2 separate regions of the Homo sapiens genome follow, and region 2 is linked to region 1. Evidence: read pairs that join two places in POLR2A ChIA-PET (ENCODE). Cell type or tissue: endothelial cell of umbilical vein. All regions are shown on one strand. Each heading gives the region's core, and the rest is flanking DNA. Links, peaks and the distances in the headings are about the cores only.

Region 1 (5,744 bases), core at 497-5,496:
TCTGTGTCGGTAGTTGATGTTGAGGCGGCTGCTCACCTTGGGTCTTAGCCCCTTGATTTTCTTTATCGTCTTGGTCGGTGTCCACTGCTGGCTGTCTCTGGCGAGGAGAATTGGGGTGTGAGTCCCGGCTGCACATCCTGCCTCCCTGGTCTACCCTGTTCTCCTGCGCCTGACTGTGGGCACCCCCATCCCTGCTCCTGCAGGAGGGCTGGAGTGGTAGTCCGTGCCCGTGGGTCTCCGCAGGTGGTAGGTGGGGCCCTGCGCCTGCAGCCGGCGCGTGGTTGGGCCTGGCCCTTGGGCGCGCTCCCATCCCTTGTTTTTCACCCACGCCCACTATTCTGTTGATCCTACTGCTAAGTGCACGAGGCGCCTGCAGTGCGGATGGCGTCTCAAAGGGTTGCGGTCGCTGCATGTACTGCCTCGTACTGGACCGCCACCAGGGCCCGTGGCATTTGCCGCCTCCGCACCCTTTGCTCCTTCAACACCAAACTCCACAGCTCTCCACGACCACGCTGCGAAGGTGATTCCTGAGCTGCTGCTGCTTTATGGCAGTCTGCTGTACAAAATACATCTTCCTTGGTGTCATTCCCGCTGATGAAACCCCATCCTTCTTGTCCTCGCGGGCAGGCGCAGCCGATGTGAGGCACCCTGGCCACCGATCCCTGTGCGCTGCCCCTGGTGCTGGGTTTGGTGTCGCGGCGGCGGCTCGGCCTGGGCCTCTTTGCTCATGGGTGCGGGGATGGCGAGTGGCGCCCGCTGCGCACTTGCGGCTCCTCCCAGGGCTGGGCGTGAGGTTAACCGGGCCGGGACGGCGGTGGGGCTGCTCAGGGTCTCTGGAGTCTATTCCCTGCACCCATACCATCTAATTCAGAAGTTTTAAGGCACATGTGACATCTGTCATCGCTACAACTCAGTTTGTGGAGGGACAGGACACAGTATAATCCACAGGCCAGATTAACCCCCGACGAAGTGGCTATGATGGAGGAAGTTTCTAGCACCTGGAAGGCCAGGAAGGCAGTTGGAGAACAGACACATCTTGCAGATGACAATAGGTAAAGGCCCAGGAAAGCAGGTGGTATGGGGCGTCTTAGAGCAGAGAGTGGGGACCCAGCAATGTTCTGGTAGACTTAGAGGGAAAAGGGAGCCAGTCCCTGAGGAGTCAGGGTACCAGGCAGGCAACAAAGGAAGCCACTCAAAAATGGGAATCAAGAGCTGGATTCAGTGAGCACACAGTAGTGGTTCTCAAAATGTCCTTCTCAGACTGGCAGCAGCAGCACCTAGGAACTAGTCAGAAATGCAAATCCTCACTCCTCCTCCCACAAGACGTCTGAATCGCAAACACCTAGCAGTCTATGTTTGAGCAGGCCCTCTGGGATTCTAAGAAATGCTCACGTTTGAGAACCACTGGCTTAGAGATTAAGCCCATGGACTCTAAAGCCATCCCAGTTGTGCCAGTAACTAGCTATGTGATCTCAGTTTCCTCATCTGTAAAATGGGGATAAAAATGGTACCTACCTCAGGGTAGTTGCAAGGAGTAAGCGGTACACACACACACACACACACACACACACAAAGTACTTAGAACAGTGACTCCAGCACATGTAATTGTCAGCTAATGCTGCTCTTATCGTTAGTCATCAGAACTAGGGTATTCAGGTGAAGTAGAACCACCCATAACACTGCTTGATTTGGAAGCAAAGAGGTTTGCATTCAAGGTCCTTTCATCTTGGTCCCTCACTGGCCTGTACTGAGAGGTAAGGGGTTCCAGCTGTAGAAACTGGGGAACTCAGGGATCCAGGAAGTGGAATGTAACAACTGGCTTTAAATGTTTCAACACTGGGCTTCCCTTACTCCACATTACTCTTGAAAAGCAAAACTCATTCTAAAAGTGGCCATTAGGATGTTTTTAATTCAAGATCAGAAGAATATTAAAAACTGTTCTGTCCAGCAATGGAATGAGCTGTCTCCTGAAGAAGTCAGCTCTTTCTTACCATACACACATAGTGTGAGACAAAGTACTCATTGGCAAAGCATGTCAGACACAGATCTCTAAGTGGGGAGGGAAGTTCGAGTCTCAATGATTCCTTCCGCATTTTAGAATCTGGGAGTCTAGACCTTAGCATTTAGACAGGCAATAGGCTCCGGCCTTTCACCTTTATAAATGGCCTCTCCAATCTGCACAAATGCTTCCCTCCCCACTGCCACCCTGTGATTTTCTTTTGGTTCACATCTATGTCAGCTTTGGAATCCAGATGTGACCTGATTTTGAGTCTGGAATGAATTCATATTTAACAAGATGAGTTACTGTAATATTAATTGTTGCATTTTTTTTGTTCCTTCTTAGTCTAGACTTTTCTAAAGAAACAAAGATGATTATACTCCCTTCTCCCACAAATAAAAGCTAGGCAGTTAGGGTTTTACTCTTATCTTTGAGAGGGAATTAACAGTGGTTTCATATGCCTCAGTGACGACACACACACACACACACACACACACACACACACAGAAACACCAGGGAGACAACTCCAAAGAGGCCTTATTTTTAAAGACCTGGGGATTGCTTCTGCATGGAGAAACTCATTTTGAAGGTAAAAGAAGGGCGTGTTATGGGGTTGTTGGTTTCCAAGATACTAGGAAAGAGACAGGGTTTGTGAGTTCCTCGTGGGGCAAGATCCAACTTATACAACCTGTGTGCTGCCTACAGAGGCCAGATGTCAAACAACTCTGCTGCCCTTCAGAGCAGAGCTAGGTCCCTCCGTCCAGACTCTAGCAAAGGCGGAGCTCTGTGAAACCTGTCTAGAGTGGTCTTACCCATGAACAGGGGGCCAGCTCTCCACCCCAGCAGCATGCAGCAAAAGGAACCATGATGTTGAGGGTGACCAGTGTGATCTGATAGGCAGATTCCTTTCCTGTTCCCTCCAAATAGACACACACACACAGGGATGTGTGTATGCACACATAATTGGAGACACATTGATAAGGAGCCACTGTCCAAGTGCAATCCAAAAGAAAGGGTGAACATGAAAAATGACAAATATTAGACTGATACTGACTCCCCTACTTGGGGTCTTCGGGTCACAATTTGTTTTAGAAAAATAAAGACATCTGTCACTCCTTGAAGCTGACATGATCTGATGCAACTGATACACATTATAAATCGATAGCTCTTTATTGAGTGCCTGTGAAATGACCAGCAGCAGAAGCTCCCAGGCTTTTACATACTTTTTAAATGGAAATGAACACCTTCGAGACAGGTATTATCTCCATTTTGCAGATCTCACAGTCAAATTAGCAGAACCAGGACATGAAGGTTTTCTACTAAACTATGCTACTTTGCTCAGTGCCAGATCATTAAAAAAAAAAAAAAAAAGGTCTTTGTGATGTCAGACAAAAAGCCAAGAATCTACCATAACTGATACAGAGGGGGAAATCTTATTTCCAGGAGAATTAGAACAAGTTTTATACTTGTTCCTGTTTTTATTAAAACAAGATTAATTATGTGCAGGTATAGATAATGGGTTAAAATTACACGATTGGCAAATAAATTGAAATTCAGTTTCCTTTAACAAAAATGCAATGTCAATAAAATTTCCTACAAAAACAAACAAGCAAGCATCATCCTCTCAAGACAAGGTTATACAACAGTATGCAATGGCACCATCTCACTGGAAAGCTTCTGACAAACAAGCCCAGACTGAATTTCATGATGACAAGATACAGAATAAGCATATGTTTGACAATTTAAAACAAAACTTTCCTCAAATTAAGTTTTGTTTCCTTAGTCTTCAAAATATCCGATTTGAATATATTCTTTTACCTTCATTTGTATAAAATATTTATTTTTAAAGCCTTGTGCCAACAAATCAATGTTTCTCCCTTCCTGAATGATTCTGCTATTTAAAACCTAGGGACCTTTGGCTTCACTTTGATTTCTGAATTTGAAAGCTTGGAGATTTTAAATTTTCCATTCTACAGCAGCCATAGAAAACATATCACATTGCTGTTTATGCTATTGTAATATGTTAAACATCTTTTTAAAAAATATGCTAAATATCTCATCTCTTTTAAAAAAATGTTAAACATCTTTTTAAAATGTGCATAGATTCATAGTTCTACTTCTAAATTCATCCTAAGAAAATCACTGTACAGGTACACAAAAATATAGGTACAAAGGAATGTTTTTAATAGGTAAAAGAAGAAACAATTTAAATATGTAATAATTGACTAAGCAAATCCAGGTATATTCAAATAAATGAGATATTATGCAGCTATTTAATAAAGATGACATAAATGCATGTTGACATAAGAGATATTGAAATTATACTGTTCAGTTTAAAAAGGAGATGACTAAACAGCTTGCACAGCATGGAAAAAAGTCCGGAAGGTTGCCTACCAAGATGTTGACAGAGTTCATGTGTCTTCATGGTACGATTAAAGGTTTCTTCAATAAATTTCTTCTTCCTGTTTTCTTATCTGTATATTTTCTAATGTGGCTACAACAAACCTATCTCCCTTGTGTCATAAATAAAGAAATGAACACTACATAGGAGAAAAAATAACACTTACTTCCCATCATGAAGAAAACATTCCTTTGACCCCATGTCTTCCAGCTTCTGCCCATTTTCTGCTCCCATTTATAGCAAATCTTTTCCTGCTGTTTCTGCTTCCTTCCTCCCCTTTCTCTCAAGCCATCTCCCTACACTCCACCAAAGCTACTCTGTTAATGTCACCATTCACCTCCACGTTGCCCCATCTTCTGGCCTCAGCTTACTTGTTCCTCAGCATTGGACAGAGCTAATCACAATTTCCTTCTTGAAACATTTCCTCACCTGGATTTGGGACACTTCTCCCTTCTCTTTGCCCCTTCTTCCTTAACAACTCCTTCTCAGTCTCTTCTGCTGACCCTTTCTCATCTTCCTGACCTCTTGTTGTTGGAGTGCCTAGAGCTCAGTCCTTGGGCCTCCTCTCTCTGCACTCCCAATACCATCTGCATAGACTCCACCAATACCCACAGTATCTCCTCTGCATTCCAGACCTTGATAACCAACTCTCTTTCCTACATTTCCATTTGGATGTCTAAAACATGTCTTTCTCCAACCTATCGATCCTCTACTCTTTCATATCTATTAGCAAATCTTGAAATCTCTACCTTCAAAATCGATCATAAATACGACAATGTCTCAACTACCTTTACCACTGCTACCTGAGTCCAAGCTAGCGCCATCCTCCTCTGGGTAGAGCTCTGCAAAAGTCTCCCATGCTCCTCATTTCCCCGCTACCATATTCTTCTTGCTGCTCCTTGGACAGGACATCATGCATTCTGGACTCAGGCCTTTGTGCTTGCTATTTCCTCTCCCTAGAATTTCCTTTCCTCAGCTATCCCCTTGCTCATTCTCTTAACTGTCTTTGGCGTCTGGTCAAATGCATTTATCAGAGACATCTTTCCTGCCCAACCTATTTAAAATATTACAGTCCATCCCAGCTTCACCTCCATTGTCTTGCCTTAGTTTACCCACAGTACTTACTGCTTTCGAACATACCATACATTTATTTGCTATTGTCAGTCTCTCTCAACTAGATTATAAGTCTCATGTGTGCAGGGAATTTTTTTTGTTGTTCACTGCTGCACTGCCAGCTCCTAGAACAAAACCTGAGACAGGATAAGAACTCAACAAATATTTGTGGAATGAATGACTTGCCAGTCTAAGACTTTTCTTAGACTTAGAGGGAACTCTTTTCACATT
Region 2 (5,744 bases), core at 195-5,194, 460 kb before region 1:
CCAATGTGTCCCACTGTCTTTTTCCAGGAAATCACAGAAATCCTCTACAAAATGAACCTAAAATCTCATTATAAGAAAGAGGAGAAATTCAACGATCAAATGGGACACTGTGTGAAGTACTATTGCAGCATTTTTAAAATGTTGATTTCCCCAAGTCCTGCTTCCACATTTGACACTCTCAAAACTACGTAGTTCCTGTTTTAATTGTATTTTACATACAAAAGAGCACTATTTTCCCAGCAGGCATTGCCATTAACAGTACATCCTCCATTAAATTTTATTAAAAGATTTCATTAATTTACTCTAGAGAACAGCAACTGGGTTGGGGGTGGGGATACCCAATGCCATCATCTTGCATTTGTCACTTTTGTTACTACTGTCAATGAATACCCAGCTTTGCCAAGGTTATACATTATAGCCATGTACTGGTAACCAATAAACTTTTCATCAATATGTTAGACTTAGCAGACATGATACCATGAAAACAATGGCAAGTGAAGAAAATCAGTTTACTTATTCACTTGGCAAATTGCTATTGAGGGCCTACTATATGTTAGAGGCACTTCCTCCAGAGGTTTACTGTTTTTGTAGGGTAGAGAATTGGCTAAATCCTGTAGGACTATCAAGTAGTAAACAAATATTAACATATTTAATAGTAAAGCAAAATATTTTAAAATGTTAGAAAATGTTTCTGCCTCACTTGCTGAGTACCGTCCTATGAAATTTTTATTTTCAGAGATAATTCAATTTCATTTATTTTAGATTATATTTCCTTATAAGGTGCTGGTATGTCTATCATTGTCCCCTTTATTAAACTGTGAAAGAGTAATACTAAAAGAAAACACCAGGATAATTGCAACAGAAATACTACTATTAATACTTTAATAGCTAACATGAAGTGCCTGCTTACTCTGTGGCAGCCATTGTTCCAATTTACTTATATCAACTAGGTTTATAACAATCCAACAAGGTAGGTCAATTATTGACTCATTTTACAGATGATATAAAGAAAACATCAGTTAAATAAAGCATCTAAGGTTAAAAGCTACTAAACTGAGACGCTGGATTTGAACACCAATAGTCTACTCCAGACCTCTAGTATTATCCACTACATTATACTACCTCTAGACTAGACTGAAAGAAAACACCTTGCAGGCATAAAATTTAAGTATCCCTAGTATCAAACACAGTATCTGTTCCATAGTAGGTAGTAGTCAGTAAAACTATTTAAGACACATTTTGGTTTTAACTTGTAAATGGCTAAAGGATCTTTATGGCTACTACTCTTAGTTTATTGGTAAAAGATGCTCAGAAAGAAGCTGGTCAATTTAAGTGACGAGAAAAAAAGTAACGTAACCCCCCCTACTCTTCCTTATAATTTCCCAACAGTAGTATCAGCAGTCTGACTTCTAAGGGACTTTTAAAATTCCATTTCATGAAAATAAAAGTGAAGGTGCTTAAGGAACTTTAACAATCCTTTTAATTGTTATCAAGTAGCAGAGATTTTGAGAAGAAATTGTGGTGCTTATGGTTCCTGGCCAGAAAATTATGCTCTTTTCTTTCCACTTTTATCAGAAAGTTCAAAATGCCTAAAGAGTCTATTTTTCCTGATGCCTCTAATTTTACAATGGAAACCAATGGAAAATACTGTCCTTGTAGTCTGTGCCTTCAGATTCTACCAAATGAACTTAATCTAACCTCACCAATTTTTCACATTTCAAAAACTGCATGAGCTGAGGGACTTGGTTTCCATATGCAATTTGAACAGTATATTGAAGGAAAAATTTTTAAAGTAGTCAAGATACTAAACATACCCCGCCACCAAAATCAGTGTTTGTAGAATGATACAAGTAGAAAAATTAGTAAAAGTGCCTTCTCAGCTAACAAAAGTTAGTCTATCCCATATCCAGTTTTAATACTATCAGAAATAATTTAATTAAATATTGAGTTTAGAATTATAAATGATTCTTGTTTTAAAGCAAAACTACATGCAGTTAGCATCACCTAACCTTCTCAAAAAAAAAAAGCTGGGGGGTTGGGAGGGAGACAAGAACAAGTCTTACCTCAATAAAAGAATCAATGTGCAACATTAGAGCTTGAGTCCTACTGATGATAAACTGATTGACACATGCAACAGCGTGAGACCTAGAAACAAAGTTTAAAATTTAACATATGCTCATTGTAACTTTGTTCTATCTATAGAAAATTGGTAAAAACATTCCTCCATAAAAATATTATGATATGTCTATCAATATACCCACTAAAAAGAATACGTCAAACTTCTGTATCAACAAGGAAAGAATTTGAATGATATACTAAGTGCAAAACGCAAGCTGCAGAGCAATATGTATTTCTAAGCAACTGAAAAATGTTAGAAAGGACATGTGCAAATTTTTAATAGTGCATACCCATAAAGAGTGGAGGTTGGGGAGGGGCAAAATTTTTTTTTTTAGATGCCTACAGATTTAAAAATGATAGGTAAACATTCCTTTTGAAACTAAAAATGGAGAATAGTCCATGTGTTCTGGCATATGCAATTCAATTGCTCAGCAGTTCTTATTGACACCAACTTTAAAAATTTACTCTTAATCTAATCATTTCTCACTGCTTTCATTTCTCTCAACCAAGCCATGATCTCTGATCTCTTACCAGGGTTAATGAAATAGGCTGTACTTGGTTTCCTGACTTCCATTGTGCCAAACCCCACTACAGCCTGTTTGACACACACAGACCACACTATACTCTCATTCAGATTGCTGCAATAAAACTTAATCTACTTTTTCTACAAAAGGTCAAACAGTAAATATTTTAAGCTTTATGGGCCACATGAAGACCTTTGTTGTCATTTTTTTCCCTCTTAATTACAACCTCTTAAATTTAAAAATCATCCTTACCTTGCAGGTCATGGGCTAAATTTGGCTCCATGGGACATAGTTTGCTGACTACTTGCCTAGACATTCCTTTATACTGTGGCTCCTCCCTTACCCCCTAACTTCAATTCCCATTATGCTGCTACAACCCAAAGTTTCTTTCTTTTGTCACTCTAAAAGGCTGATTCCTAATTCCAGAGACTTCTCACTTGCTGTTCTGTCTTAAACATCCTTCACCATCTTTCATAGACTCACTTCCTTACTTTGTTCAGTCTTTGCACAAACGTTTCCTTTACAGACAGCCATTTACATAAAGTATCTCTGAATCACTGTCTATCCCTGATCTCATTATTTTTCCATTGTACTCATGACTGTATGAAATCATATTACTTATTCATTATCTGTCCTGTCTCCTCTTCTGAAATATAACCCCATGAAAACCTTTCTTTGTCTTAACCACTGTGCCAAAAACAGTTGATTTTTGGTTCTGCAGTTACAGCAAAGCACATAAACATTTACCAAGATAACATTAAGTGAAAAAAGCATACTATGGGGAGCTCAACCCCTTAAATGTTCAACACAGGGTAAGCTACCTATGCTTTAAAGTGTGTTTTTCTCATTCTATAAAACTACTACTGGCTGGGCGCAGTGACTCACGCCTGTAATCCTAGCACTTTGGGAGGCCGAGGCGGGCGGATCACTTGAGGTCAGGAGTTCTAGACCAGCCTGGCCAACATGGTGAAACCCTGCCTCTACTAAAAATACAAAAATTAGCCGGGCCTGGTGGTGCATGCCTGTAATCCCAGCTATTCGGGAGGCTGAGGCAGGAGGCAGGAGAATCGCTTGAACCCGGGCAGCGGAGGTTGCAGTGAGCCGAGATCGCGCCACTGTACTCTAGCCTGGGCGATGGAGAGAGACTCAGTCTCAAAAAAAACCAACTCTGTCTCAAAAACAACAGCAACCTACAATTCATTCATTTGTTGGGGGGATTAAACTACATGAGCTAATATATATGTTAAGTACTTGGCATAGTAAACAAATGGAAAAAAAATACAATAAAGTCTTTTAAAGGGCCTTTAAATCAAGAACAGAAATCTTTTAACTTGCATTTTTTTTGTGTGCATGTAAGGCAAAATTTAAAGGCAGAAATCTCTCCTATCCCCAACCTCCAGAGGCACCTACTACTAGCCTCCCCAAACCATTTTTAGAAACTTGGGAACAGTTAGGACTTACATTTTAAATTAAAAGAAACAGTGTGACGTGCTTTCTTTGGAAGTTTAATATAGTTTCTATACATCAGCAATGAAGGAAAAAACTAGAAAGTGTAACTTAAATGCTACCATTTACAATAGTATCATAAGACCAAGTAAGTGCCTGGGAATACATTTAATATGTAATATGTTCAAGGCCTCTAAAAAGAAAAGTAGAAAACTTCATTAAAAACAAGCAATTGGCTGGGCACGGTGGCTCACGCCTGTAATCCCAGCACTCTGGGAGGCTACGGTGGGCGGATCACCTGAGGTCAGGAGTTGGAGACCAGGCTGGCCAACATGGTGAAACCCCATCTCCACCAAAAATAAAAAATTAGCTGGGAGTGATGGCATGCGCCTGTAATTCCAGCTATACTTGGGAGGCTGAGGCAGGAGAATCGCTTGAACCTGGGAGGTGGAGGTTGCAGTGAGCAGGGATAATGCCATTGCACTCTAGTGTGGGAGACAAGAGTGAAACTCCGTCTCAAAAAAAAAAAAAAAAAAAGCAATTAGTATTGTGAAAATGACTATTTCTTCTAAATTGATCCACAGATTTAATGTTATTCCAACGTAAATTCCAACAAGGCTTTTCATAAAACTTGACAACTGTAGAATTTATAAGGAAGAGAAAAGGCATTCCTACTGTCCTACTGAAAGCTCTAAATATCATTTCCCAATAAAAGGAATCAGATCTAGGCCAGAAATACAGATGATAAACTTGGAATGCTATGGATATCTGTGTATATAAAAATAAAACTTCCTTGTATTGATTTCTGGTGATCAAAGGCAATAACAAAGGCAGAATAATTACTCATGTCACATATTCATAATCAATATCAATTTGTTAATTAGATCTGTCTGATACTATATAAATGGCATTTGTTTGTGAAGAATGAATTTTTCTCCAATATGATCTCTTCCTTATAGATTATAAGAAAATATTCCCCCAGAAGCATCTGAGGTATTTAGTAAGCTCAGAGTAATTCTGTTAAATCATGTATATTTTCAATTCTAATTTCTCATCCTGAAAGTCTGCATATTCCAGGTCAAATTCTGATTTTTAGCCTTTCTTCAACTCATATTTTTATAAGGTAAAACTGTCTTTATTTATTTTTTTGAGATGGAGTCTCACTCTGTCACCCAGGAGGGAGTGCAGTGGCGCAATGTCAGCTCACCACAACCTCCGCCTCCTGGGTTCAAGTGATTCTCGTGCCTCAGCCTCCCAAGTAACTGGGATTACAGGTGCATGCCACCATGCCAGGCTAACTTTTGTATTTTTAATGGAGGTAGGATTTTGCCATGTTGGCCGGGCTGGTCTCAAACTCCTGACCTCAGGTGATCCACTCGCCTCAGCCTCCCAAAGTGCTGGGATTACAGGTGTGAGCCACTACGCCCTGCCATTTATTATTTTAAAAGTTCTGCCAATTTTATATGTTGTAAAACTGTAGGCCTTATTTTCATTCCATTCTGGGACATAATATAAATTTACCTTATAAATAGGAGTAACGTTACCCAAAATTTTTTTCAAGTTGAGATAAGCCAGAACACAATAAAAATACGGAAAAATTATCTTAATATAGTTTGAGCTGTTTGTACAACTCTTTCCTTGCTGTGTAGAAATTCA

What was found. ChIA-PET counts read pairs that join two places held together with the same protein. Peaks named below come from ENCODE experiments on the same cell type or tissue, not always from the same donor. Only the 100,000 strongest peaks of a DNase experiment are listed, where the experiment ranks them.
Region 2: POLR2A ChIA-PET joins it to region 1 with 5 read pairs; 2 of 35 experiments call an interaction of 5 or more read pairs at or near these places.

Annotation. Positions count from the first base shown.
Region 1 is chr5:72,412,511-72,418,254 of GRCh38, reverse strand. It overlaps the pseudogene YBX1P5. Among named protein-coding and RNA genes, the nearest start is that of ZNF366, 92 kb to the left of the region's middle. In endothelial cell of umbilical vein, for the core only: no CTCF peak of the experiment used is centred there; no DNase peak of the experiment used is centred there.
Region 2 is chr5:72,869,040-72,874,783 of GRCh38, reverse strand. It overlaps TNPO1 (transportin 1), which reads right to left. Exons shown (of 25, transcript NM_002270.4): 7 at 2,064-2,145. Among named protein-coding and RNA genes, the nearest start is that of MIR4804, 6.7 kb to the left of the region's middle. In endothelial cell of umbilical vein, for the core only: no CTCF peak of the experiment used is centred there; a DNase peak (open chromatin) is centred at 3,233; H3K27ac peaks cover 2,942 bases.